Linked DNA regions of Mus musculus: regions 1 and 3 are each linked to region 2. Evidence: chromatin loops called from intact Hi-C (ENCODE). Cell type or tissue: left cerebral cortex. All regions are shown on one strand. Links, peaks and the distances in the headings refer to the core of each region. The heading gives the core; the rest is flanking DNA. Region 1 overlaps Tnrc6b (trinucleotide repeat containing 6b). Region 2 overlaps Tnrc6b (trinucleotide repeat containing 6b). Region 3 overlaps Tnrc6b (trinucleotide repeat containing 6b).

Region 1 (9,874 bases), core at 64-5,063, 78 kb after region 2:
CTGTCTTTGATATGACTGGGAGAAAATGCCACAACGGGTTGTACAAGGATTCTGGCACAATGTACAGCACCGACCAGAGTTTGGGGTTGAAGCAGGTGTGTGTATTATAAAGTTAGTCAGAGAGTTTACTCTCATTAGACTGTGGTGTCACCGTCTTATTTAAGAAAGAGTGTTAAGGCATGTGGCCAACTTTACATAGAGTGCCTAACTCATTTGTAGAAGGGCAACATCACAAACTAGCTAGGAAGATTCCACCCAGCTTTATTCTCATAAGAGAAAAGACAATTAGTAAATGACATGTGGAATATTCCAGAAACAAATATTTACTAGTTATTTGTCCATCATCTGCTATGTGTTCTGCAGACAGTACTATGTTAATATTAGACAATGACTGGTTTAAGTCTTTATTCTGCTCGTCATCACATTACAGTCATCACCCTTTTACTGGGAGGCCAGTACTGTCTTGTGATTGGCTAAGAATAGACGACATATGAGTTGCCTGGAAGTTACTTGAGCCAACTATTCTTTTCTCCTGTCACTCACAGTATTCAGTAGTGGCCAGTGGTGGCTAGTCTGGGCCCCTGTTTTCTGATGATGTATCTCTCTCCTCATAAAGGAGGCAGTTAAATGGCAACATGCTGGCCCAGCATCATTTCAGCAGTCAAAGCAATACTGCTACCAGAGTTGTTTGGCAGGAATTCGGGCCTCAGATTATTCCTGTAGTATTGCCAGTCTCAGTGTGCTGGGCAGATTTTCTTGGGAGGAATGGATGATTTTTTTTTTCATGAAAGTATTCAAAATTATTGTTCAAGCATAAGTACTGAGTTTATAATAGAGAAACACACGGTGGTAGTCTTTTGCTAAGATGGTGACAGGAAGTAGAGAGCAGGAACCTCTGCAGGCAGGGTGAGGTGGGGAGCAGCAGGTCCCCCAGGGTGTAGTGATTTCAGGATAGCTGTGCACATTTCTGTACTATTTGACATTTTATATCGATGAAAGAGCTAAGGCAGATATCTTATAAGTAAAAGCTAAACGATTCCTCATATTTTTGTTATGTAAACAGTCACAGACAAACCTTTGTGTCCAAGTGGCTAGAGCAACCAAAGTCCTGTGGAATATTGTGATTCTCTAGGCCTGTAGTCCTCTGTGGGAGCCAGTTCTGTGTGTGTTCTAAAGGGAGCAGATTGAACGGTAGTTTCTGTTCTCGAGGAGCTTAAGGCCAATGAGAGAGAGGTCTGTAAGTAGAGACTTTAACTATATTCAGTATGTTGTGAGAACATGTGCTTCTTGTGCCTAGGCAGGAACTTGAGAAAGAGTTCCCAAAGGACTTCAATGAAATACGATGATTGTCTATAAAGTAGCTCAGAGAGTAAAGACACCTGCTGCAAAAGCTGACAGCCTATGTCCCAGACCCGCACATTAGAAAGAGCCACCTCCCCCAGGCTGTCCTACCCCAGCATGTGTACACAGGACAAAAAAGTAAATACAGAACCTGCTGTGGTGCCTGTAATCCTAGCACTTGAGATGCAGAGGCAGGCGGATCTCTGAGTTGGAGGGCAGCCAGAACTACATAAAGAAACCCTGTCTTGGTGAAAGAAGAAAAAAGTAAATGTAAATAAATACTTTTTTTTTTTTTAATTAAGAAATTAGAGGAAGGGAACGTCCTCTGCGCCTTGAGTACTTGGCTACAACCATCAAGGATTTGGTGCAGTGAGCGGTGGTGGCTTATTTTCCCCATTTAAATAAGACATGCTATTTTTGATTATTAATCAGTCACCTGTTACCACCACCACTCCTACCCTAGTAAAGTGAACATTCTACAGGAATTTTAAAAAGCCTGTCCTTTGAGAACAAAATGTAAGCTTTCTTAAAAACAGACTTTTAATTTAAAAGACTTTCCCAATTCCTGTCTTTCAGTGCCCGAAGTGACGAAACCAAGTTTAAGCCAACCAACGGCCGCCAGCCCAATTGGCAGCTCTCCATCGCCACCAGTCAATGGTGGCAACAATGCCAAAAGGGTGGCAGTGCCGAACGGACAACCGCCAAGCGCCGCCCGCTACATGCCTCGGGAGGTGCCACCGCGATTCCGTTGCCAGCAGGACCATAAAGTGTTACTAAAACGTGGGCAGCCCCCTCCACCGTCCTGCATGCTCCTCGGGGGTGGGGCGGGGCCTCCTCCCTGCACAGCACCTGGAGCAAACCCCAACAACAACGCACAAGTGACAGGAGCGCTGCTGCAGAGTGAGAGTGGGACTGCACCAGGTAAGCCCCCAGCAGGAGAGCGATCCTTTGTTTTGTTTCCTGGTATCAATTGTTAATGCAGAGATAGTACCGCACAGCAGATGGGAGAGGGCCCCAACATAAAATTTGCATGGACCCTTCTCTAAGCTGGGTTGTGCTGTCTTGACATGAAAGCATAGATTGTGTCATTCCTCAGCTGTGTTCTGGAAGTGAGACTGGCATGGGGCTTTTTCTAAATCTTCCAGAATCCTATGCTTCCAGAATGGTCGCTTAAGATGTTGTATTGTATAGATTCTTCAGAGAATACCAGATGATACTAATACCATTCTATTAGTTTTTTGGGGTTTTTTTGTTTTTTTGTTTGTTTGTTTGTTTGTTTGTTTTGTTTTTTTTTTTTTTTGTTTTTGTTTTTTCGAGACAGAGTTTCTCTGTGTAGCCCTGGCTATCTTGGAACTCACTTTGTAGAACAGGCTGGCCTCGAACTCAGAAATCCACCTGTCTCTGCCTACCAAGTGCAGGGATTAAAGGCGTTTTTAAACTAGGGTTTTTGTTTTTTTTTAAATTAGTGTTTAACTTTAGAACCCTGGATTTTGAACGGTGCTAGACATTGCAATATACACATGAGGGAGTTTGCTTAAGAAGTTTCATTAGAAGTCTTGAGAGTTTTTTCTGTCTTATCTTTTGAAACAGGATCTCAGGTATAGCCTAGGTTAGTGTCAGGCCCATGATCCTCCTGCCTCAGGTTTGTGAGATCATGTGCCACCAAGAGTTTAAGTAGCAAAGAGTTTCCAGTCCCTTTTTAAAAACTAATGTGCCTTTTTAGGTTCTATTAAAACTTTGAGCTTAAGCTAGAGAGCTAGAGAGAGATGAACAGGCAAAGGTGGTGACCACCAGACTTGATGCCTGAGCCCCACCCATAGCGGAAAGAAAGGACTGACTCCCAGAAGTTGTCCTCTGACCTCCTTATGTACCGCATAGCACACATACAAATAAGTAAAAAACAAATTTTAAAGAAAAACAACTAGACTTTGAATATCATCAAGCATAGGAAAGACCAGCATAGTCTCGAGGTGTTAGGATTCTGTGCTTCCTCATTTTATATGTGTTGTTTTTAATGTGTATTAATTAAAAATTGGTTAATGCAGAAATTAGAAAATTTTTTCATTAAAACACATTATTTTCCCCTCATATACACTAGATATGCTAATTTTTTTAACTCTATGCTGTGCAGTACTGATTTATCATATTTAATCCCCTTGGGAGTCTAAGCCTATCCGATGCATACTCCAGTATCTCAGGAGCTAGCTAAGGGACATTCAGAGAAGGCTTACTGAGCAGAATGCACCGGCCAGTCTGTGGAATTCACACGTTAGCAAGATAGGCTCACAGTGAAAAGCACAGTGTGGGGAAGGAAGGACGGGAACAGAGGCTACCATTTGAGGAAATAGCTCCGACAGTTCCTAGCGACAGACAGTTTTTCAGTTGACAAGCTCAGAAGTAGCTGCCTAGATAAAGTGGCACTTGAGGTATGTCTAAAAAGATGAATATATTTCACTGTGTGGAGTTGGGGAGAAAACGGCAGGTGCCAGTCTTGAATGGTGCCCAGAGTAAGACTGTAGACATCTTTGTAGAAAGTTATAACAGGTAGAACTGGGAAGACTGGTTGGCCTTAGGTCATAGAACATCTTAATGAAGCTAACCAACGGGTTTTGTTTTTCTGTGCACTAGGGAATTGTTAAACACTCTCAGAGAGCAGTAATGGAACCAAAGGGGTATTTTAGAAAAACCGCTCCAGCCTTGAGTGTTAGAATAGATTAAAGAAACATAGCATGGCTTGTTGCATTTTCTCAGGATACAAGAAGGTCCTTCTGTTTCAGTAAGAATGGCAAATAGGTAGCTTTGAGAGTGGATACAGAGTTGGATGTTGCACATGCAGCACTAGCTAGTGACAAAGAGGAAACTCTAGCATCTCCTCACAGGCCTGATGACCTAAATTTTAGTCCCTAAGACTCATATGGTAGAAGGAGAACAAATTGTCCTCTGACCTCCACACTGGCACTATGGCATGGGATACACAGTTAGATACTGTACTAAAATCACTCAAGAAAATCAACTAGGTAAACAAGCTAGTCTAGGGGATGCACTAAGCTTTCCAGAAGCAGTCAGAGCCCCAGGTGTTGATGATACGGATGTACAGCTGTGGTTAACAGATTATCTCTTTCCCAGAGTCAACCCTTGGAGGTGCTGCTGCTTCAAATTATGCAAATTCCACTTGGGGCCCGGGAGCCTCCTCCAACAGCGGCGCCTCCCCCAACCCAATTCACATCTGGGACAAGGTGATTGTAGACGGGTCTGACATGGAAGAGTGGCCTTGTATTGCCAGCAAAGACACTGAATCTTCTTCCGAAAACACCACCGATAACAACAGTGCCTCGAACCCTGGCTCTGAGAAGAGCAGTCTGCCAGGAAGCACCACTAGTAACAAAGGCAAAGGGAGCCAATGCCAGGCTGCAAGTTCTGGGAACGAATGTAATCTTGGGGTCTGGAAATCTGACCCCAAGGCTAAGTCTGTTCAACCTCCCAACTCTACTTCAGATAGCAACAATGGACTAGGAAACTGGAGGAGCACGAGTGGTCAGGATAGAATTGGACCTGGCTCTGGCTTCAGCAACTTTAACCCAAATAGCAACCCATCTGCCTGGCCAGCATTGGTCCAAGAAGGGACTTCTAGAAAAGGGGCATTGGAAACAGAAAGTAGTAGTTCCAGTGCACAAGTTAGCACAGTAGGTCAGGCATCCAGGGAACAGCAGTCAAAGATGGAAAATGCGGGTGTTAATTTTGTTGTCTCTGGCAGAGAACAGGCTCAAATTCATAACACTGATGGACCAAAAAATGGAAACACTAACTCCTTGAACTTAAGTTCACCAAACCCCATGGAAAATAAGGGAATGCCCTTTGGAATGGGCTTGGGGAACACCTCCAGGAGCACTGATGCCCCTTCACAAAGCACTGGAGATCGAAAGACTGGGAGTGTTGGGTCTTGGGGTGCAGCTAGGGGGCCTTCTGGAACTGACACAGTCTCTGGACAAAGCAATTCTGGAAATAATGGGAACAATGGAAAAGACAGAGAGGACTCCTGGAAAGGAGCTTCTGTTCCAAAACCAACTGGGTCAAAAAGTGACTCTTGGGACAACAATAACAGGTCTACGGGTGGGTCCTGGAACTTTGGCCCTCAGGACAATAATGACAACAAATGGGGTGAAGGGAACAAAATGACATCTGGGGTCTCTCAGGGAGAATGGAAACAGCCGACTGGGTCTGATGAGTTGAAAATTGGAGAATGGAGTGGTCCAAACCAACCAAATTCTAGCACTGGAGCATGGGACAATCAAAAGGGCCACCCCCTCCCTGAAAACCAAGGCAATGCCCAGGCTCCCTGTTGGGGAAGATCTTCCAGCTCCGCAGGAAGTGAAGTTGGAGGTCAAAGCACTGGAAGCAACCACAAAGCAGGAAGTAGTGACAGTCATAATTCTGGTCGTCGGTCATATAGGCCCACGCATCCTGATTGCCAGGCTGTCTTGCAGACTCTTTTGAGCCGGACTGATTTGGACCCTAGGGTGCTCTCAAACACTGGCTGGGGCCAAACTCAAATTAAGCAGGACACAGTGTGGGATATTGAAGAGGTGCCAAGGCCTGAGGGGAAATCTGACAAAGGAACTGAGGGGTGGGAGAGCGCTGCCACACAGACCAAGAACTCAGGGGGCTGGGGAGATGCACCCAGCCAAAGCAATCAAATGAAGTCTGGATGGGGGGAGCTCTCAGCCTCGACAGAGTGGAAAGACCCCAAGAGCACAGGAGGCTGGAATGACTATAAGAACAACAACTCTTCTAACTGGGGAGGAGGCCGAGCAGATGAAAAGACACCTTCCTCTTGGAATGAGAGTTCTTGTAAGGATCAGGGGTGGGGAGGTGGGCGCCAACCCAACCAAGGATGGACTTCTGGGAAGAATGGTTGGGGCGAGGAGGTGGATCAAGTGAAAAATAATAATTGGGAAAGTTCTGCCAATAAGCCTGTGTCTGGGTGGGGTGAAGGAGGACAGAATGAAATTGGAACTTGGGGTAATGGTGGGAATACAAACCTAGCATCAAAAGGTGGGTGGGAAGATTGCAAAAGATCCCCTGCATGGAATGAGACAGGCAGACAGCCCAATTCCTGGAATAAACAACACCAACAGCAGCAGCAGCCACCGCCACCACAGCCAGAGGCTTCTGGTTCATGGGGAGGCCCACCCCCGCCACCTCAAGGCAATGTTCGACCTTCTAATTCCAACTGGAGCAGTGGACCCCAGCCTACAACCCCTAAGGATGATGAACCCAGTGGTTGGGAGGAGCCATCCCCACAGTCAATTAGTCGGAAAATGGACATTGATGATGGCACTTCAGCTTGGGGAGACCCTAACAGTTATAACTACAAGAATGTGAACCTTTGGGATAAGAATTCTCAAGGGGGCCCAGCACCTCGAGAACCAAACCTGCCTACCCCAATGACCGGGAAATCAGCATCAGGTAGGTACCAACTCTTTTCTCATAGGTCCTAGTGAAATAAAAGAAATCCTGGTCTACACCCTATCTGTCAAGGTGCATCTATTTAACTTACTCTGAGAATCGTTCCTCCAGTTCCAGCTTTCTTGCTCTGAGAACCTTTCTGTGGTGCACTGGAGATGGCACCTGCTCTCATACATTACAGTGTCATTTCTTGGTACAAGGAAAAGATGATAACACTCTTGGTAGCCGTAATTATTTTTCTGCAATTATATTGGCCTGTATAATTTTTAAAATAACAACAACAACAAAAAAAAAAGTCACCAAATAAGCTTATGTCTTGCAGAACAAACTACTCTAGGTTTAAAAATAAAGAACCAAGGTAGAAAAAGACTGGCTTTCTTTCCTTCCTGGCTCTACCTATGAAACAGCCGCCTCCCCTTGTGCTTCTCTTTCTCTGCAAAGGAGAGCACTCTGGTGTTCTTCCTGAGACTGTCACAACGCTGTATCCAGCTGGTATCTGGACAGTTGGGGTCTCCAAACTTATTTTATTTTTCTAGAGTTAGGGCTGAAACCCAGAGATTTGAGCATGCTAAGCAAGTGCTCTAACTCAGGCTACATTCCCACCTCGTTCCAAGTGACTTCATTGTTGACTGTAGCAGGCAGTATGCGTACAAAGATGTTCTAAGGACAGTCAGATACCCAAAAGTCAACTGTTACAACAGTGCTTAATTCTCTTCTCAGTTTGGCATAAATGTCCCTGTAAAAAAGACTCACCAATTAAGAAAATGCACCTTTCAGGGTTATTAGATTATTTTTGGTTTTATTTAAAATTAATCATAATGTTAAGTTTTCCAGCATTCAAAGTAGAATAATTAGGAACACTAATTAATGTGCAAAGTGACTGTTTTTAACTAGCTCTTTTTTTTTAGTATTTAAAAAAAAAGTGAGGACAAAAATAGAGGCTACTCTTAACTGCTTATCCAGAGTCACACTTCCTCGTGCTTTAAGATCCTGTGTTCAGAGAAAACTCTCCAAACTGTACAGGAAAGCAAAGGACAGTGGATGAGCCTCCAGCCTCTGGGGCTTCCCACTGTAATGCGTGGAAGTTTGTTTCCTTCATAAGCCTTGCTCTTATGGATCACAGATATACCTAAGCTTTAAATCTTCTTAACAGGGAAGGCTTATACTTCTGCAATGTTCATCTTACCTTTTTTTTTCTCAGCTTTTTTAGTGGGGAAGAGTCAGGGAGCCTGAAAGTGGATCCCAGGGCCTTTCCCTGGTAGGCAGGCAGTAGTCCTGTAGCTCTGTCATCTTTCTTTTCATATATATTACACTTTCTGTAGCACAGACAGTTCTTTTGCTTAATTGTTTCATATGGAGCTCATTTTATGAACTCAATTTTGTCTGTCTCCTCTGGTAGATATTTAAGTTATACTTTATCCACACTTGATATGCTCCATCTCCTTCTGATATTGAAATTGATTCCATTTTTTTTCTAGAGTAATACAGTGACTACTGCTGTACATATAATTTCATTACTTCAGTACATTTTTTTAGGGTAAATTTTCCTGGCAGTGAGTTTACTGGGTCAGAAGTCATGTACATTGGAACTTTGGAAAGTGACTTAACCAAATGCTCTCCATGAAGATTGAATTTGTTTCTCCCAAGAAAGTATAACTGTGCCTGCCTCCTTCACTCCACTGGATCTTAAGTAAAGTATTCAATGGATCCTTAAAGACACACATTTCTTTTTTGCAGTCTGGAGCAAAAGCACACCACCTGCTCCAGATAATGGGACTTCAGCCTGGGGTGAGCCAAATGAAAGCAGTCCTGGGTGGGGTGAAATGGATGATGCAGGAGCATCAACCACAGGCTGGGGAAACACACCTGCCAACGCTCCCAATGCCATGAAACCCAGTAAGTAGACTTGGTTTGCAAGTGGCAACTTGTCTCATAGGCCTGGTCATTGGAAGTAGTACAGAGAAAAGCCACTCCCAGCTCCCTACTCTACATGAAGGCAAATCCAGATCCATACAGTATTTTTGGAGGGAAATGAATGTTTTCTTGCAAGTTTCATAGTAACAATATTTGTTAAAAGGGTGTGGTAGTAGAACCGACTGGAGACTGGTCTCCAGCGCCTTCCTCTCTAGTTGTCCTATCTGTCTTTTCTTCTCCATCTGCCCTCTACATTTTTCCTCCTTTCTTATCAAAGCCACATCTAGGATCCTTCTCAGTACCTAATGCATTTCAAATACGTTTATGGACCTAATAAGCTTCAAGTTTCCATTGCCTTGTGGGGGTTTTTTGTTGGTTGGTTGGTTGGTTGGTTTTTTAAGACAGAGTCTTTCTGTGTAGCCTTGGCCGTCCTAGAACCAAGCTGGCCTCGAACTCAGAGATCCAAGTCCAAGGATTAACAGGCATGTACTGCTGCCATCCGGTGGCCTTGTGGTTTTTAATTCCCATTTTTATTTCTGCTTCATCCCAACCAAGGTAGACCGTTGTGTTTTGGTCATACCTACTTGAAATGCCTGCATTTTGGAGTCTAAAGAAAGACTTGACACTCAGCTGCCATGCTCACTAAGGGCAACCATTTTCTTATCAATGAAATGCAACATTCATATTCACTCATTCACATAGACACAATTTTTGTTGAAATAGTCTGAATAGTGTCTGAAATAGTTGATACTGGCCTCAGATTCATGGTAATCTTCCTGCCTTAGTTTCCCAAGTGCTGGGATTACAGGTGTGCACCACTACCCAGTTTTGAAATTTCTTAGAATAGGGATGAGATTTTTGAGTTTTGAAACACTTATCTCCTTGGTTCCCGGAAGAACTATAGAAGCAGTCCAAAGATCTTGATTGTAAGGTCTGTTGTCTGCTCTCTTTATGAGTAATTCATTTGCCTTGTGTGTAGATGGAACAGACAAAACTGCAAAGATATTCAAATGCTGCATTTGCAAGAAATCTCTCTGTTTGTTACATGTATTTACTGCAAAGAATCGATTCACTCTTTCCTTAAAGATTCCAAATCTATGCAAGACGGCTGGGGGGAGAGTGACGGACCAGTCACAGGAGCTCGCCATCCTAG
Region 2 (9,874 bases), core at 2,610-7,609:
CTTCAGAGGCCAGGAAGTGGTGTCAGATCACCTTGAATTGGAGTTATAGACAGTTGTAAGCCACCATGTAGATGCTGGAAACTGATCCCAGGTCCTCTGCAAGAGTAGCCAGTGCTCTTAACCACTAAATCATCTCTTTGGACCTATGGCTTTTCCAAATATCCCTAGTGTTAGATATCCTTTTCTCTTCCCTTCCTTCCCACCACTAGCCCCTCTTAACACTTCCCATAATTCCCGTTCATATGTGTTCTATGGTCACTTCTACCTTAAAATCTTTCCTCCCCTCCTCTTGGTCCCTTTCTAGTTTCCTGACTTCTGTAGCAGTCTAGAAGACTGAGCCCGGGATCTCAGGCATGCTAAGGAAAGTTGGAGGAAGATAGCACTATTTAGGGGCTGTGGCAGATCTGGAAAGTGGTAACGGAAGCAAATGGCTTTTACCCTAGAGCAGTGGGTTCTCAGCCTTCCTAATGCTGCAGTCCCTTAATACAGTTCCTCATGTGGTGCTGACCCCCAGCCATAAAATTATTTTAGTTGCTACTTAATAACTGTAATTTTGCTACTGTTATGAATCATAGTGTATTTTTGGAGATAGAGGATTGCCAAAGGGGTTATAACCCACAAGTTGAGAAGCACTGATCAAGGGTGTGTTCTCAATAAGAAGGCAGGGAGAGCTGGAAACAAATCTCACTCCATATCTCCCAGTGCAGCTTAAGACTGCTTAGGTCCATGGTCCTTGTGTTTGCAGACTTTGAAGGCTCTGTCCCATGTTACAGAAACAATAAGAGACACGTTCTGTATAAATTCTTGATTTGATTTATTATTGCTCTCATATTTTAAAAGAATTTTTAGAATTTTGATTCTGAAATTCTTTGGCTAAAAGCAACTGATTTAATTGATAATAATCTAGGACTTTTGCTGGATTCTTTTGCTGCTGTTTTGTTCTGCTTGTTTGTTGTGAGTCAGGGTCTTCCCATTGCCTGTTCTGACTTTGAACTCTGTGATCCTGAAATTGGCCTTTAATCCCTTCTTCCTTTTAGGTGCTAGTATTACTTTTGTGCTTTAGCACAGTGAGTGCCTTAATTTTTCTTTAGTTGATTTTTAATATTTTGTATTTTCCCTACATCCATTAAATTAAATCTCTTTCCCTTCATAATTTCTGACAGGACTGTGTAGCTATGTAACTCCAGCTGGCTTTTAGATCTTTTTATTTCTCTCTGCTGCAGATATGTGCTGTAGGTAATAGTTATTGAATCCAGGGTCTCGTGTGTGCTAGGCACTAGCTTCTTTTTAAAATTATTATATTACTTTTTATGTGTATGGGTGTTTTGCCTCCATGTACATCTGTGAATCATGTATGGAAGCCAGAAAAAGGTGTGGGACCATCTGGAACTGGAGTTGCAAATGGCTGTGAGCTGTCCTGTAGGTGCTAGGACTCAAGTCGAGGCCCTCTGGAAAAGCAGCAACTGCTCTTAACCACTGATCCGTTTCTTCAGTGCCAAGCCCCAGCTTCTCGACTCTGTGGACTGTGGTCTTGTATACCTGAATGGGAGGGTTGTAAAAATACTGGGCAGAGGTAAAACATTTCTGTATGCAGAATGACTAAAAATTGATTCAAAAATCAAATGCATAATGAATGTGACGTGCTTGCAGCAGCCCTCACCTATGCCCATCATAGGGCTTCCCTGTAGCCCTGCTGCTGAACACACAGCACATGCACTTTGCACTACACAGGCTTTCACACAGTACAGTGCCAGCAGATGTTGCCTGAAACACCTTGGCTCAGACTCAAGACTATTGTATGTTCTGATGGCAGTGTTTTTCCTTTCATACAAACTGTTGAACTCTTATAGGAACATAATGGTTTAATTATGGAAAACAAAGACTTAGCATTATCTTCCTATGTCATTCTTCAGCATTAACTATAAATTGGTGTATCTCTGGATTGTATTGTTAGATTTTAAAGATTGCTGTTTAAGTCGCTGTTAATAATATATATCTTTGAATGAATTTTGGCTTGAATTAGAAGAGAATTCTAAGAGTTTCTAAAATGGCCCTAAATGCATCTCTGCCATTTTGTACTATGTGTCTATGAGAAGCAGTATTCTCAGTGTTGGTGATTATAAAATCAAAATATTGATCAGCTCTGAAAATATTAAAGGTTCCCCATGTCCTGCAGTATCAAATATTTAGGCAAGATTTAATTCATGTAAAAATAAGTAAGCACACGAATCTCATTAGTATGAGTATTTATTTTTATAATAAACAGCGATGTTACAATTATACCAAAGAATTATTTTAAAATATTTTTCATGATCTATTATCAATCATTTTATTTGCATACTTTTTATTTCTTATGGGTGTGTTGATGCACGTGCCAGTGGATGTGGAGGCTAGTGGCCGGCCTCTACTGGTCAGGTGCTGTTTTCACATGGGTGATTATGGATGGCGAATTACTGACAGACAGAACTCTCCTCTCAGCCCTTTTTTGTTTTGTTTTGTTTTGTTTTGTTTTTTGAGACAGAGTTCATGTAACACAGGCTGGCCTCAGATTCATTGTGTTGCCAGAGGCTGGCCTTGAACTCCTGAATGTTGGAATTATAGGTGTTCCCCACCAGCATATGTTCTATATAACAATATATCTGTAGACCTAGGTTGTATAAACATTGGTCAGGTGAGAAGAAAGGTTATAAGAGGGAACAGTGGAAGAAGCTCTATGTCGTAGTAAATAAGACAGGAAACAGATTTAGAGATCTGTATAAGAATACTGTACCTCGGAGGATAGAGACAGCAGACTAATAATTTGTGACCATCACAAATTGAAACAAGGTGGCTGTGTAGTCGGGTTTTCACTTATTGAGCACATTAAGGTTTCTGTAACTCATCTGGAAGGTACTGGAAGGATAGAAATAGACTAATGTTCTGAGTTTCCAGCCTGGGAGTCTCCTGCCTCTGCCTGAATCTGCTGTCAGTCCAGGTCTCTGCACCCTTCTCAGTGCAGTGCGGACAGTGGAAGCCCTTTACACCACAGAGCATCCGAACTGCCAGACTGACTGGGCAGTGTCTCTGCTTGCCCGGAAGCAGCTCCTTTCCTGTTCTTTTCTGAGTGGAAAAGTGGAGGGGCATAGCGTAAAGGCATTAAAAGCCAGAAAGACAAAACACTTAGCGTTTCGATGGATTTAACAGATTCTTTTGCAAGGCAAGCCTGCCTTTAGAGCCCTTGGTTCTCTGCTGACTGGCCACTCAGCCTAGTTTGTTTGGGAGAAGCACCTTGGCCAGCTTACTATTTCTGCTTCTTTATGTCTGGAAAGAATCCTTAAAATAGATAGAATGGATAGGGATTCCTGGAGATTTCTGGCATTCATTCCCCTAAAGTACTTATATTTGTTTGTTATTTCTGTTTAGCCCAGCTCTTCTGAGTAGAGCGCTAGGTGATTTCATTGATAAATTCATTCAGCTGCTATTTGGAGTTCAGTGTAACACCTTACTGAAGATGGGGAAGACAGTTGAATGTTTTTAGGGAAAGACCAACATTAAGCAGTTTCTGTCATAAAACGAAACACTGCAGTAATAAAATGTGTACTAGGAATTTAGCAAGAAGGCCTGGCTTGGAATGGGAGGCTCAAAAGATGCTTGCTTGCCGGGCGTGCCTTTAATCCCAGCACTTGGGAGGCAGAGGCAGGCGGATTTCTGAGTTCGAGGCCAGCCTGGTCTACAGAGTGAGTTCCAGGACAGCCAGGACTATACAGAGAAACCCTGTCTCGAAAAACCAAAAAAAAAAAAAAAAAAAAAAGACGCTTGCTTGTTTTGGTAGTGAGTGACTTTTTGGGGCAGGGTCACATGGTATCTCTGGCTTACCTGGAACTTGCTATACGTAGAACAGAGATCCATCTGCTCCTTATACTGGGATTAGCAGCGTGCACCACCACTCCTGCCTGGTGACTAACTGAACCAGAATAAAATGAACAGAGCCAGGAAGGCAAAGAAACCAGGGTCAGTAGTTTGAGCACTGGCTACTTTTGCAGAGGACCTGTGTCCAATTCCCAGAACCCATAACTACAGCAGCTCACAACTGTCTGTAATTCCAATTCCAGGGGATCCATCATACTCACACAGACAAATGCAGGCAAAACACTTATATGTACATAACAAAAAAATTTTTACGGAAGAAAGAAACAAATAAACTAAGGTATCATGACTTCCCATCTCCACTGCACACCTGCCAAAACAGAGACGGGGTGGGGGTGGGGCTGGGATGAGGATTGGGGGCTGGATTTATACTTCAAGCCCAGTGAAGATGTCTCTGAGGAGGAGGGACTAGGGCCGCAGGAAGGCTTTAATTGAGTGCCTAGTCTCTGAGCGCCTTCCTCAGCAGAGAAGGGATTAAAGATGACTCAGAGCTGCCCAGCCTGGAGGAATCCAGTGGTGAAGCCCTGGCTTAGTCTTTACTTAGGTTTGGGGGAGAGGCTACGGAGTGCTGTACTCACACAATAGGCGCCAAGTTCAGGCTCTCCCGCTCTCCCTTTGCTGAGCGTTCAGATATCAGGTGCTGCTTAACCTCCCTGAACTGACACACAGTTTATGAGTGGGTAGAGTAACTTCCTGTCTTTTTGTGTATTTTAGAGGTAGCTAGAAATCAGCTGTGTCCTGTTTCGTTTTAATTTAAAAACTAAATTCTCTTTTTGTTTAGGTAAAGCTTTGTTTAAGCCCCCTTTTAAAGAGCAGTTTGCCAGTCTGTTCTTGCCCAAACATCTAGAGAATAACTAGCAAGGAAGCCAAAATCAGATCCAGGATCTGCAAGCATCGTTAGCAACTGAGCATATTTCTATAAACCAATAAAGGTTTTTCTATTTTGTTCATCTGTTACCCTTATGGTGTTGCCGCTTTCACATGCAGTATCTGTAGGCGGGAGTATAAGTAACAGCATAGCACAAATGAAAGCCGGTGGAAAGGGGCTGCTTTCGCTTTAAGGCAGCTTCGACTCCAGCTCCCTCCCCTTTCCTGATTGACAAACCTACCCGAAGTCACGTGATCCGCCTCTATTTGAAGGTCACAAAAAGCTGCTTCCTTTAGAGACAGAGGGGGAGAGAGAGAGCAGGAGGGAGAGTGAGCGAGAGAGTTAGTTCAAGCCAAAATGGCCGACAGAGTCTCTGCTGGTTTCTGAATATTTAAAATACAAAATACAGATAGACAAAAAGAATTCATTTTTTGGACCTTTTTTCATTTCCATTTCTACCTTGTATGCCTCAATTTGCTGGATTTAAGCACTGCTGCACTTTATGAGGTTGGTAAATATTTTCAATTTTTAAAAACCAATTGATTTATATGGATCGTGTCTAACCGTTTGCACTAGTGGTGTTGCAAATCGACATTTCTCTAGCATGGAGACTGGCTTCAGACAGTTGGCGAATCTGTAAATCATACTCGGGATGTACTTTTGGTTCAGCATTTTAGAAATGGAAAAGACTTGGTAAAATATTTAAATTTTGAAGTAATTTAATTGCACTTTTAGTTTATATGTAGCTTTTTATCGTTTCTATCGTGCAAATAAACGAAGCTGTGAGTAATTGAAATTTGATATTTAGAAAGAGGTTTTTTTAAAAACACAAGCCTCTCCCTCCCCCCCTTAAATCTGCTGCAAAAATTTGCATAAATATAAATGGGTTTGCATTCTTTCCGCTGCTAAGGCCGACAAAGGATCAGGGAGGACTAGCCCTAGAATGGGAAAGCTTCTCTCTCTCTCTCTCTCTCTCTCTCTCTCTCTCTCTCTCTCTCTCTCTCTCTCTCTCTCTCTCGCAGACCAGGCTATCCTTCCTGGAGCTGTGAAGAGCCTAGAGTGAGATACATTTTAAAATAGGGCCAGCGGGTTACTGAACACACCAGGTTTGGGGTTCTAAATTCCCCTTCTTGAAATGCAGGCAGTATGTGGCTCACCCCTCTCTTCTGCGCGCGCTCCTTTGCACTGGGTCCCAGTGTGTGTTCTCAAATGTGCAGCCAGATGCGCTTTTATTTTGATCGTGGCTTCAACCAAATGGTAGGACTGTCTTGTAAACACGATTATTTTAAAGATATAAATGGCTCTTTACTCTGTTTAGAAATTGTTTCTTTACCAGTTCTTCGTGTACATTGGTCTCCATTTCACATGAAATAAAATATTTTGTTTAATGTTAGATTTTCAATACCAGCTGAGTGTTCGATGTGTGCCTTTTGGACATATATTTGTTGTAAAGTGGTCATTTGGGATCATAAAATCGAGTGTCTGTGTGATTGTTAGTAACCCTGAAAGTGCGGTTCCTCAAGTTAAATTCCATTACTCCTAATGCAGGATTCTTGAAGCCTGCGAGCAGGCTGGAAAGAAAGCCGAAAACTTGCTTTCTCAGGGCCGCCTCCCCCTATCATTGTGAGAGTGTGATGTAATGCCTCTCGCTCTGTGTGCTGAAAAGACTGTAGTTTGTGATGTGGCGGGTAAATTACCCCCACCCCTGACAAAACCCCTCCCCCTCCCCCGGCAGATCCTTGGCTCTGAGAAGCCTTGTTTTCTTTCCTCTCTTCTCCTAATTTGTGTCCCCTTTGATTTGTGCTGTGGCATATTGGCAAGAGAAAGATACCATTCTTCTAAGTCTGCTACAAAGTATAGTTTAGAAAAGACATTTAAAATATGCAAACGGTCATATCCCCATTAAATGTGTAGACTTGGATTAAAGCTAATTAAGCATAAATGGAATAATTTTGATCAGAAGGGGTTTTTGGGGTTTTTTTTTGTTGTTGTTTCCCTTTTAATTAATCTAATTATGATATGCTAACCAGCTGGGCCTTAAAGTGTTCAAAAAATAAAATGGGGAAACTGCTGGACCAATTTGAAAATTTTGACAGTGTGGAAGAGGGTGTGTAGTGCTTTCAAAAGCTTTATTCACTGTTAAAATGGGTTGGCCTCTCGTGCTGAAAATGGCCTGTTTCTTTGGGCCAATTGTGTGTAGATGAAGGGACTTTTCACGCTAATTTAACAAAAAGACTTTCCATTTGAATACGTAAGGATAATTAGTCTTCTGTCTCAGAAGAGCCATCATTTTATTATTTTTTAAAGTAATGTTGTTGTTATATTAGTAATGGCTATAAGCAGAGAAGTGCCTGGAGTGCTAAAGGATTCCATGTAAATTTTATGGTGACATAAATTCAGCTTTTGTGTGAGAGGAATTGGTAACATTACATTAAACAGGAAGACACACTTGACCCTGAAATATCTTTACAGTTTGGATTAGTAGAATTCACCTCAGTGACAGGAAGGGTTGCATTGTGCTGGGTCTGAGGAAAATTAGAGCTGGTTCTTGTTGTTGTTTTCTCTGAAAATGAAAGCAGTCATTTGGAGCGTCACTTGCTGGGTGATTCATTTTACCCCTGTTTCCTAAGTTGTGGCTGAAGATGAGAAAAAACTCAGCTTGCCATGTTTTGCCTTCTGCTGCTTTTTGTGGACTGTAAACACGTGAATGGCAGGTTTATTCCCTCTTGCAGAGAGGAGCCAGAGCAGTGCCCGCTCCCCTGGGCAGAGAGGAGAATGATATTAAGCATATTAGCAGAATGCCATCAGAGGCACCGACAGGGTATAGTGGGGACCCTTTCCCAGAGACAGTGCAGAGGTGAGATAAACAAGACCCACTCTCTTGAAGGGTGAGCATGGTGCTCTGGGGAGGTTTTAAAGCTCAGCTGCCATTTTGGGTCCAAGTTTTTTCGGAGCCAATTCTTACTCTCACCAAATTGTGATAATTCAGAGCAAATAAATGAGTAGCACACGAGTGCGCAAATGACTAAGTACTACATCCCTGTGTCTTTAAGGTTTCCTGCTCATAGTATGAATTGTCGGGTTAAAAACTTTAAAGATGTGTTTGGTATGAGGAGCAAACCCCAGTTGTATTAGAACTCAAATATTGTGGTTATATGTTTTAAATGACACGATGTACGCAGAGGAAGGGTCTCACTAGAAAAAGTAAACATAATTCTTAAGCCCCACCTCCATTCATTTGTCTCCTTATGCTACTTGTGGCCTGAAACTGTAAGTCATTCTCCTCTCCTCTCCTCTCCTCTCCTCTCCTCTCCTCTCCTCTCCTCTCCTCTCCTCTCCTCTCCTCTCCTCTCCTCTCCTCTCCTCTCTTCTCTCCCCCCCCTCTTTCTCTCAAGAGATGTCTTAGGCTCACCACTGAACCATCACAGCCTTTGATAATGTTTATCAGAAGTTTGTCTGGCCTTCCATCTGGTCTGCACAAAGCCTTGGCTTCTTTGATAGATGTGCAAATGTAGCTGAGTGGCCTTTTGCTATTTGCTATCACTGCTAGGACAGTCCTTTAAAAAAGAAACTTCTGGAAATTGAAGCCAAGACTTCTCCAACTCTGTCTTTACCAGATGCTGAAATGTGAGCAGGTCAGGGCTTACCGTGTAGGCTGAACAGTAATAGTGATGGAATAACCCTCACCCCACAGACTACCCAGGACTGAGAAGTTGAGAGAAATTTATCTTTTATAGGGGTGAATTTACTTTGGTTAAGTGACACAGGTGACTATAGACCATCCTTTGTTCCTCTCTACTAGTAAGGTTACTAAACCTGGTTGTATGTGGAGCATTCAGAGCAAGCACCTGGCCACAGAGATGCCCCAAGTGTTTTCATTGAGAGCCCTTATCTGGAGAACTCAAATAATCACTCCCCTTTGTTAGTTTTTAGTCATCATTTAGATATTAGACTTTAAGTGGAATTTACTATTTCAAGATGGGATCTTTGAGCATTGGTTAAGAGGTAACACCATAAGCTAATTGTTTCCTAGTATAGTATTGTTCCTGGGTTTAGTCTAATCCCCCTTGTCTCACCTCCTTCTTATGATTAGACCACAGAGTGGCTGGAGAGAATTGAAGTCACTTGGCCTAAAGAGGGATTTAACCCATGTTTATGTTGAGGGTTAAATGTTCTCTTCCTTCTTTTATTTATTTATTTCTTCAGCAATCATTCATTATATTCTGATGTACATGCTAAGAGAATCTAAGAATTTTGACCCACTATTCACTCTGAACAGCCAGCCACTTGGTTTTTGTGGGAATACTCGATATCTGGTGACTGTGGTGACTAATAAATAGCCTTGGGTTGTGTATAGGACGAAATTCTATAATTTCCTTTACTGATAATCTGGGGTTGAATAGTAATTTTTTTTTCTGATAGTCCTAGAGCAGTGGACTTCGTAATGCTGCAATCCTTTAATACAGTTCCTCATGTTGTGGTAACCCCCAACCACAAAATTAGTTTATTGCTACTTCATAACTGTAATTTTGTTGCCATTAAGAATTGTAATGTAAATAACTGTGTTTTCAGATGATCTTAGGTGACCTCAGTGAAAAGGTTATTTGAGACACACATACTCTCACACACACACACACACACACACACACACACACACACACACACCCCGGAGGGATCTCATCCCACAGGTTGACAACTGCTGTTCTAGAGGTTTTCATTTAAGGTTTGACATGGTAATCTTTCCCCTTTGTTTTCAATAGCCCTGCAGAATCTCTTTAAACCTTTAGAGTTATCTCTGAGAGCCTTAGGACCTCAGTTGCCTTCCTAGTTACTCTGTAACATTCCTTGCTTTTACTTTTTAAATTCCCCTTAATCATTTCACTGAGTATAATTACATACTACTTGTGGATGGAACCCTATACACAAATTAACCTTTTCCAGAACAGTAAGTATAGAGAAACCTGCCTCCTGTTCTGTTCCCAGGGCTTGAACCAAGAGGAAGCACTCATGATTAAATGGATCTGAGTGCAGGGCACAATGGCACAGAGGTAAGGTAGGAGGAGCGAAGGTTTAGAGGCAGCTGCTGTAGCATCCTCATGG
Region 3 (9,874 bases), core at 4,587-9,586, 72 kb after region 2:
TTAGCCACCCATCATGTTAAGAGGTTTTCATAAAATCTTAGTTATGACATAAAGAAGTACTTTCTTTAATAAAGCATTCATAAAATTTTGTTCAAATTTTGCCCAGTTCAGTCTAACCACTCTGCTTTATGGCATACATTTTGATGATGACAGCAGATTTCAGTTGAACTTTGGGATTGCTATCTGATTTACCCTTAACCAAACAAAACCCTGTTAGGAGAGATGACTGTCTCTACCGAGTAAGTGAGTAACTGAGTCACACGGGCTTGGTTTGAGATCTCTGTTTGCAACTGAAATTCATGATGAGTCCCTCAGGCTTTTTAGGTTTGCTCTCAGAAGTACTTGAGTTCATACTCAGGAGGGGTTTTTGTATTTATGGTGAATTGAGTTTCTGGCCACATCTATTTGACTTTCTAAAATTAGAGCAATCAAAATGGCTAACAACATTTCCAATACAGGGTCTATATCATTTAGGGAGTGGAATGGTGGTGGCTGTTGTTGTTTTAATTTAGATTTCCTCCAAATCCTAGGTGTGTGAGTATGGCTGAACAGCTCAAGAAGGATGTCTGAATTGACTCCCAGCTGTTTTGGGATTTCAACTAAGCCTGCGTATACTGACAACTTAGATTGCCTGAGTTAGTAAAATTAAAATGATTGTACAATACAGTACTGAACTAAAAAGCAAATTTTATTTATTTATGTCTGTTATTTCTTTTGCAGGTCACGGAACAAAAAACCAAAGGTAAGATTTCCCTTCTCTGTGTGTAGACTTCACAGTGCTGCTGACTCAGCCTGTGTCCACTCAGGAGAGTGGGTGTGCAGTAATCACGGTGGGTTGTCTGCAGTCACTGCAGAGCAGGAATGACAGACTAAAAGCACTTGGAACTGTGTTTCTAGTTGGCCTTACATTTTTAGGAAACAAAAGATTAAATACTTTGTTTTAAAAGTGTGTGAATCATGATTTTGATTAGTAGAACAGTAACAAATTATCAACTAGTTTCAGATGGAAATTACAAGAGCACTTCCCAGTCTTGGTCCATGGGATACATTATGCATTTTGTCTGAAAATGGAATGTCACATCTAGAATGTTCACACTCTACAGCCTGGAGTGTTCGTTTTTAAAAGATGCCAGATTTTGAATAAGTTAACTCTGCTTGAAAAACTGGAGTGTTACCAAGAGAAGCAAGTGACCCTTAGGTCTTTCTCAGTGTAATAGTTAGTCTGTTCTGTGGTTCTTTCTGCTTTCCTGGTTTTGTTATGTAGTTTATTTGATAATGGTCACTTTGAGTTAACAGGCCTTAAGAGTGGGAGATAGAATTCCTTTAGATAATACTTATATTGAGCACCTTAATATGTGGTTCTCAATTAGGTATATATTAGAATAATATACAGAGTTGTCAGAGTGCACAAGCCCAGGCTGCTGCCAGACCTTGACGAGAGGACACATGACATGAAAACCTTTGCCCTGTATTTAAAAAGAAAAAAAAATCAGATAAGAATAATAGAGCCTTGGACTTGATTCGGGTCCTTCTAATGATGAGTTTGGTTTTGATTTGGTCAGTTTGACAACAGGCCAAAGCATGTCATTCGGTGATAGATCGAAGGATCAGTAAAGGCAGGCAGTCTTCATAGATGTTTCATCTCTGATAGCTTTCTTAGGAAATAAAATTACGAAAATAAATTGTTAGATGATTACACATTAGTGTATTATTGTATTTCTACTCAAAGGTATTTCAAAGAAGATTGTGCCCCGGGACTTTGTAGTGATTTTAAACTGAGAAATTGTTGTTATAATTATCTTAATTGGTTTGGAGGAGAGTGTTCTTCTCTTGTCCAGTTCAGCCAGTTCACAACCCACAAGTAGGCTTTCTTTTAGGAAAGTCCCAGCAAATTCATTCTTTTCTAAGCCTATTTAGAAATAGACTATGCAAATGGACTTGGAACTAAATATTTACAGGAGTTTGTGTGTATGCGCGTGTGGACACATGTATGAGTACACATACCAGAGAAAGATAGAGACAAACAGAATTTCAGTATCTAGCTATAGCTAATCTGAACCTCTTGGTGTTGACCTTACAGTGATCATCCTGTCTCTGCTGCCTGCGGACTGGAGTTACGGGCATGTGCTACTGGCCTATTAAAGGACTCTTGGGTGGGAAAATTGGTGTTTTCTTGACAAGGCAGGCTCTGTGTTGGTACAACATGGAGACCATGGTAGAATTTGGGGTCCTAAGCCTGGCTACTTAAGTCATGACCAGTGGTGTTTCCATCAGAAAACAAAGTTCATTAGACATTCTTTCTCAAATAAAATAAATTCCACATCTGTTCTCAAACAAATTAGTCTATCTTATACCAAAGTCTGTGAGAGAGAGAGAGAGAGAGAGAGAGAGAGAGAGAGAGAGAGAGAGAGAGAGAGAGAAGAAGGAAGGAAGGAAAGAAAGAGAAATCAAGCTTTCCTTTCTGTGCACTGCTTTCTACTTTGGTCATTTTCATGTCCATTGTAGATGAAATTCACTTCCCTGTCTCCTTACTCTTCCTACTCCCTCCATCAGAAAATCAAGTCAGATAATCCTAAAGGAGCTGAGGGTGTATGTAGCTCAGGTCTCCAAGGAGAAGACAGGAATTTAAAAGAAGAAAAAGCATATACATATTTATAATTTGAGGTGTGTTATACTCACCAGCCTTGAGGTTTATTTTTTTTCTTGGTCAAATCTTTGTCTATTGGGCATTCTCCTCCTCATTCTTTTCCCTGAACTGACATTTCTGGTCATGTCCTCTCCCCAGCAATAGTTATCTTCCTTAAGAGATCTCCCCTTAACTATGAATCTACTCTTTCCCCAGCAGAGAAAAAAGAAAAGACTGTGTTGGTGCCAAGTCTTGGGTTATACAAGGACTGAAGTAAGATTTTTCTGTATTTCAGAAAAGCAGTAGATTGGTTATATGTTCTTCCTTTATCTTCCACCATTACAAACAGTATGGTGATATCTTAGTTAGGATTTTTATCGCTGTAACAAAACGCCATAACCAAAAAGCAAGTTGACGAGGAAAGACTTTATTCAGCTTACACGTCCATATTCATCACTCACACAGGGCAGGAACCTAGAGTCAAGAGCTGATGTAGAGGCCATGAAGGGGTGCTGCTTACTGGCTTGCTCCTCATAGCTTGCTTAGCCTACCTGATACAACCCAGGACCACCAGCCCAGGGATGGCCCCACCCACAATAGGCTGGGCCCTCTCCCAATGATCACTAATTGAGGAAATGCCTTACAGCTGGATCTCATGGAGCCATTTCCTCACTGAGGTTCCATCTTCTCCAGCTTGTGTCAAGTTGACACAAAACCAGCCAGTGCAGGTCAGAATTCCAGAGAGGAAAGTAGGATGGAGATGGGGGTAAGGGTTTCAACTGGAAGTTCTATGAGCATGCACGGTGCCTACTACTCAGTTAAAAGGAAGAATAGGGACTTAGGCAAAAGTTTAGATTCTCTTTTATGGATATTAGGCAGAAGCAAAAATGGTTTCCAGAATCATGCAATAGCATGATGAAACTTAACGGGGGGGGGGGGGGGGGGAGTTAAGCTAACGTTAAAAAGCCCCAATTACACAAACTACATAATAGCAGAATTTGGCCATTGCAGTTTAGCCTTGTTGACGAGTGCTATAGGATAATGGTTGGCTTAATGAAAGCTATCAGTATGCAATGAAATGACTAAATACTAATGTGACCTTTAGTTGCTAGAAAGTATCCAGGGTGAGAATTACAGGTCTGTAATAGACATCAGTATGGAAGGGGACCACGCACGGATTGGGTCATGTCAGCCAAGGAATTTATCATTTCAGACAGGTTTAAATACATGGGTTGTGTAGCTTTCATGTCTTCCTAACTGGGGATCCTCAGATGGGGCTCTGGTAGCTAGAATTGAACATGTCCACAGGAAATACCCACTTTGTTTTTGTTTTCAGTGAGGCTTACTTTGACCCCAAAAATACCAACTCTGAGTCAAAGAAGTGGGAAAACTTGCAGCTCAGTGGATCAGTTTTTAGATACTATGGTTCAAAGCATTAAATCATAGCCTTGCCCCATACTTCATTGGCTCACATTGGAAGGAAAGCATTTCCCATCAGCATGTCTGGGATTGTAAGTCATTTTACTACACTAGCTTCTGAGCTTATTCCAAGAAACATACATAGTGAGTGGATGACAGTGGCTCAGATAATTTAGCCTACCTGCAGGGCCCCTACACTAGAGGAGTTTGTGTGTTCTAATAGGTGGGGACATTTGGTTGGAAATGGAACCAGGGCCAGTGAGATGAATCAGTGGTGAAAGTTCCCGCCATTCAAGCTTGAGGGTCTAGGTTTGATCCCTAGGTTTATGATGGAAGGAGAAAGCAAACTCAGAGGTTGTCCTCTGACGTCTACTCGCTTTGTGGCATGTACATGCCTATATGATCTCTCTCACATCAATATTGTATACACATACAAATAAATAGGGCAGTAGAGAAAGCTGGTATCTGTGAGATGAATGAGTATGAGCTGTCATAAAGCATGCACGGAGACAAACGAGCACAGAGTTTTCCTGTGGGAGGGAAGGAGAATGGACAGCCTGGATAGAACTGCTGATAAAGAGGAGGGAGGCGAGTTCGGCTCTGGGGTCCTGGGGAGTCGTGTGAGTGTGGGTGAGGACAGATGTCCTAAATAGCTCTACCAAGCTGAGTGATGCCTTCATTGTGCTATGAGATAATGGAGCTTAGGGCTGGGGAACAAGTTTGAGGGGAAGGGAAAGGATAAAAGAGACCCAAGGTGGAGATAATGGTTTGGCAAACAATTACCAATAGTGAAAGCCTTTGAAGAAGTTTGTTCCCAAGTAACTCAATGTTAGCAGTAGGCAGGCCCCACAAATGATTAAATTTTAAATGATTAAGTGTGTAATTTTCTAAAAAGTAGACATAAACTCAATGCCAGGTGTGGTGACTTGTACCTGTTATCCCACCCAGCACTTGAGAGACTCAGCTGGGAAGATGGTTATGAGTTGGAAACTGGTCTAAATAAAACTTCAGAATAAAACCCTGTTTCGCGTGTGGTATGTACATCCATAGTAGCTAATGGCCAAATTAGCTGCTATTTTGGAGTTGTAACTAAAAGGATGTTTAAAAGCAGAAGCTGTGGGGCTGGTGAGATGGCTCAGTGGGTAAGAGCACCCGACTGCTCTTCCAAAGGTCCAGAGTTCAAATCCCAGAAACCACATGGTGGCTCACAACCATCCGTAATGAGATCTGATGCCCTCTTCTGGTGTGTCTGAGGACAGCTACAGTGTACTTACATATAATAAATAATAAATCTTTAAAAAAAAAAAAAAAGCAGAAGCCGCTAATGTCCTACACACCAAATCTGACCTGCTTATTTTTATGCTACCTGTAAGCAAAAAGAGCAAAAAGAATTCTTTAGGTTTGTTTGTTTGCTTGTTTTGTTTTTGTTTTTGTTTTTTAGTATTTTAAAGAACAGTGTCTGAGAATATAAAATTGCTGGCTCACTGTCCTTAAGTAAAGTCTTGAACCACAGCCGCTTTCTATGGCTGCTTTCACTCTCCTAGTACCCAGTTGATTTGTTGAAACCGAAACCTTATGTCCATTGAGTGCTAAACATCCACTGTTTAACCCTTGCTCCACAGTGTGGAGGACCCCAAAGGGAATGAGGGAAGACTGAAGAGCTAGGCAGAGTGAATCTCAGAAGAACCAGTAGTCAGGGGCTGCAGGCATGACGGCCAGTGCCAGATGCCCTCTAGGCTGGCAGTGAAGACATTGGTGACTGCAGGAGGGAGATGGTGAGTGCAGAAGCCAGTGTGTGAGTAGAAGGTGAAGAAGTAGAGACAGTGGTAGGCAGCACTGAGAATCACATAATATGGGCTAGTCACCTGTGCATAGGTCAGTCTTTGAGATTTCTAAGTTGTCATCCTAAAATAGTATATTTCCTAAGGTTTTAACTGGTTTTGCTTAGTTTTAGTTTTGGTTTTCTAGTACTGGGGATTGAATCTAGAGCCTCTTGCTCACCACAGAACTATATCCCTAGCCCTCTTACAAGTATATGTAGATGAAAAGGGTGTGTGCGTGTGTGTTTGGTCCCATTAAGATAAAGGAACCTTCCAGTCTGGGCCAGTGCCCTGAGCAGACCCTGAGTGAGAGCTCCGTAGCCAGTCCCACAACACCCAGAGGAGGCCCCACTCCCAGGTGCTCTAACATGCCCAGGATCACAGACTAACAGGATCCCAAGAGCTTGGTCACACCAGGATCTCAGGATCACAGAGACAGCTGAACTGGAACCACAGGAAGGACAGGCTTCAGTCAGATATAACAAGGGCAGGTAGCACTAGAGATATCAGATGGCGGGAGGCAAGCACAAGAACGTAAGCAACAGAAACCAAGGTTACTTGGCATCATCAGAACCCAATTCTCCCACCAAAGCAAGTCCTGGATACACCATCACACTGGAAAAACAAGATATGGATCTAAAATCACTTCTCATGATGGTGATAGAGGACTTTAAGAAGGACATAATGACTCCCTTAAAGAGCTACAGGAGAACACAGGTAAACAGCTAGAAGCCCTTAAAGAGGAAACAACAACAACAAAAATCCCTTAAAGAATTACAGGAAAACACAAACAGGCAAAGGAAATGAACAAAACCATCCAAGATCTCAAAGTGGTAATAAAAACAATAAAGAAATCACAAAGGGAGACAACCCTGGAGTTAGAAAATCTAGGAAAGGGGCTGGAGAGATGGCTTAGCAGTTAAGAGCACTGACTGCTCTTCTAAAGGTCTTAAGTTCAAATCCCAGCAACCACATGCTGGCTCACAACCATCCATAATGAAATCTGATGCCCTCTTCTGGTGTGTCTGAAAACAGCTACAGTGTACTTACATATAATAAATAAATAAATTATAATAAATAAATAAATCTTTTAAAAAAGAAAACCTAGGAAAGAGATTAGGAGTCATAGATGCAAACATTACCAACAGAATACAAGAGATAGAAAAGAGAATCTTAGGTGCAAAAGATACCATAGAAAACATTGACACAATAGTCAAAATACAAAAAGCAAAAGGCCCCTAACCCAAAACATCCAGGAAATTCAAGACACAATGAGACGAGGAAACCTAAGGATAATAGGTATAGAAGAGAGCAAAAATTTCCAACTTAAACGGCCAGTAAATATCTTCAACAAAATTATAGATGAAAACTTCCCTAACCTAAATAAAGATATGCCCATGAACATACAAAAAGCCTACAGAACTCCAAATAGAATGGACCAGTAAAGAAATTCCTCCTGTTACATAATAATCAAAACACCAAATGCACAAAACAAAGAAAGAATATTAAAAGCGAAAAAGTGAAAAAGAACAAGTAACATATAAAAGCAGACCTATCAGAACTATACCAGACTTCTCACCAGAGACTATGAAAGCTAGAAGATCCTGGGCAGAAGTCATACAGACCCTAAGAGAACAAAATGCCAACCCAGACTACTATGTCCAGCAAAATTCTCAATTATCATAGACAAAAAAAAAAAACAAACAAGATATTCTATGACAAAACCAAATTTACACAATATCTTTCCATAGATCTAGCCCTACAAAGGATAATAGATAGAAAACACCAATACAAGGAGGGAAACTGCACCCTAGAAAAAGCAAGAAAGTATCTGCTTTCAACAAACCCAAAAGAAGATAGCCACACAAACATAATTCCACCTCTGACAACAAAAATAACAGGAAGTAACAATCACTTTTCTTTAATATCTCTTAACTATCTTTAATATCTCTTTAATATCAATGGACTCAATTCCCCAATAAAATGACATAGACTAACAGACTGAATATGTAAACAGGACCAAGCATTTTGCTGCGTACAGGAAATGCACCTCGGTGACAAAGACAGACACTACCTCAGAGTAAAAGGTTGAAGAACAATTTTCCAAGCAAATTGTTCTAAGAAACAAGCTGGAGTAGCCATTCTAATATTGAATAAAATCAACTTTCAACCAAAAGTTATCAAAAAAGTTAAGGAAGGACATTTCATACTGGTCAAAGGAAAAATTTACCAAGATGAACTCTCAAATCTGAACATCTATGCTCCAAATGCAAGGGCATCCACATTCATAAAAGAAACTTTTCTAAAGCTCAAAGCACACATCACACCCTCACACAATAATAGTGGGAGACTTCAACACCCAACTCTCAGCAATGGACAGATCATAGAAACAGAAACTAAACAGAGACACAGTGAAATTAACAGAAGTTATGAACCAAATGGATCTAACAGTTATTTATAGAACATTTCATCCAAAAGCAAAAGAATATACCTTCTGCTCAGCACATCATGGTACTTTCTCCAAAATTGGCCATAGAATTGGTCATAAAACAGGCCTCAACAGATACAAGAACATGGAATTAATCCCATGCACCCAATCAGATCACCACATACTAAGGCTGGTCTTAAATACCAACAAAAACAACAGAAAACACACATACACATGGAAGCTGAACATTGCTCTCTCTACTCAATGATAACTTGGTAAAGGAAGAAATTAAGAGAGAAATTAAAGGCTTTTTAAAATTTAATGAAAATGAAGACTCATCATACCAAACGTATGGAACACAGTGAAAGCAGTGGTAAAAGGAAAACTCATATCTCTAAGTGCGTTCAAAAAGAAAAAGAAAAGAAACAAGAGAGCTTATACTAGCAGCTTGACAGCACACCTGAAAGCGCTAGAACGATGGCTCAGCGGTTAAGAGCACTGACTAGTCTTCCAGAGGTCCTGAGTTCAAATCCCAGCAACCACATGGTGGCTCACAACCATCTGTAATGAGATCTGATGCCCTCTTCTGGTGTGTCTGAAGACAGCTGCAGTGTACTTACATATACTAAATAATTTTTTGTTTTAAGAGCTCTATAACAAAAAGAAGCAAATACACCCAAGAGGAGTAGAGGTTAGGAACAAAGTCAGGGGTGAAATTAACCAAATAGAAACAAAAAGAACTATATAAAGAATCAACAAAACCAGGAGCTGGTTCTTTGAGAAAATCAACAAGATAAGGTAAACCCTTAGCCAGACTATCCAGAGAGCACAGAGACAGTACCCAAATTAATAAAATCAGAAATGAAAAGGGAGATATAGCAATGAAATATATCTTAATTATTGTTTGTTGAATATTAACAGTTGAAAATATTAAAATCATGTTCTACAAACAAGAAACAATAATAAAAAATTACAAAAATAAAAACATTTGAAGTCATTTTACAAAACAAGCTGAAGGACCTGGTAGCTTGTAATGGTCCTGTGCTGTGCAGTTGTTTGGTCTCCTGCACAAATGTAGAAGCTTGCCAAGTTCAGACACTTCTTAAAGAACACTTTTCCTGAAGAAGAACAAAAAAACAAAACTGGCACCTTGCTTCCACTTTCAGAAATGAGGACAATTAGAAGTTGAAAAGCAAAGTAAGAGAGTGTAGAAGTATGGTGGAAGTTAACAGAGTGGGAGTGGGAAAGCCTGAGTCAATAGTGTAGCTTTTAAAGGTGCTTGAGTAGAAATTAGAAAATAGGACACATCGTATTTTACAGTGTTTTCATTTCCTGTGAGACAGAGACTGTTTATTTTAAAGCATAGATTTTGGTTTTGTTTGTTTTCTTTTGTTTTGTTGTTGTTGGTTTGGTGGGATTGAATACAGGGGTCAGAAGCCAGGCAGCCACACCACTCCCTAAAACCTACATAGATTCTCTCTGGCCAAGACACTGAGGCCTTGAGGCTTTTGAACCAAATAAACACAGTTTGATGGCTAAAGTAACTCTTTTTAGAGGTATTTATGCTTCAGCCTACAAATC

The links. Hi-C counts contacts between places; a loop is a spot of excess contacts. Peaks named below come from ENCODE experiments on the same cell type or tissue, not always from the same donor. Only the 100,000 strongest peaks of a DNase experiment are listed, where the experiment ranks them.
Region 1: a loop joins it to region 2, with 2.0 times the contacts of the local background. A loop is called at or near these places in 6 of 42 quality-filtered maps.
Region 3: a loop joins it to region 2, with 2.3 times the contacts of the local background. A loop is called at or near these places in 8 of 42 quality-filtered maps.

The regions. Positions count from the first base shown.
Region 1 is chr15:80,874,400-80,884,273 of GRCm38, forward strand. It overlaps Tnrc6b (trinucleotide repeat containing 6b), which reads left to right. Exons shown (of 25, transcript NM_144812.3): 7 at 1,918-2,262; 8 at 4,468-6,807; 9 at 8,545-8,703; 10 at 9,808-9,874. Among named protein-coding and RNA genes, the nearest start is that of Mir5113, 61 kb to the right of the region's middle. In left cerebral cortex, for the core only: a CTCF peak has its summit at 2,028; DNase peaks (open chromatin) are centred at 676 and 2,072.
Region 2 is chr15:80,793,524-80,803,397 of GRCm38, forward strand. All of the region lies in intron 4 of Tnrc6b (trinucleotide repeat containing 6b), which reads left to right. Among named protein-coding and RNA genes, the nearest start is that of Tnrc6b, 87 kb to the left of the region's middle. In left cerebral cortex, for the core only: a CTCF peak has its summit at 5,110; DNase peaks (open chromatin) are centred at 4,446, 5,023, 5,687, 5,949 and 2 more places; H3K4me3 peaks cover 3,283 bases; H3K27ac peaks cover 3,054 bases.
Region 3 is chr15:80,863,665-80,873,538 of GRCm38, forward strand. Tnrc6b (trinucleotide repeat containing 6b) reads left to right here. Exons shown (of 25, transcript NM_144812.3): 6 at 721-742. Among named protein-coding and RNA genes, the nearest start is that of Mir5113, 71 kb to the right of the region's middle. In left cerebral cortex, for the core only: CTCF peaks have their summits at 6,915 (motif pointing left) and 8,898 (motif pointing left); no DNase peak of the experiment used is centred there.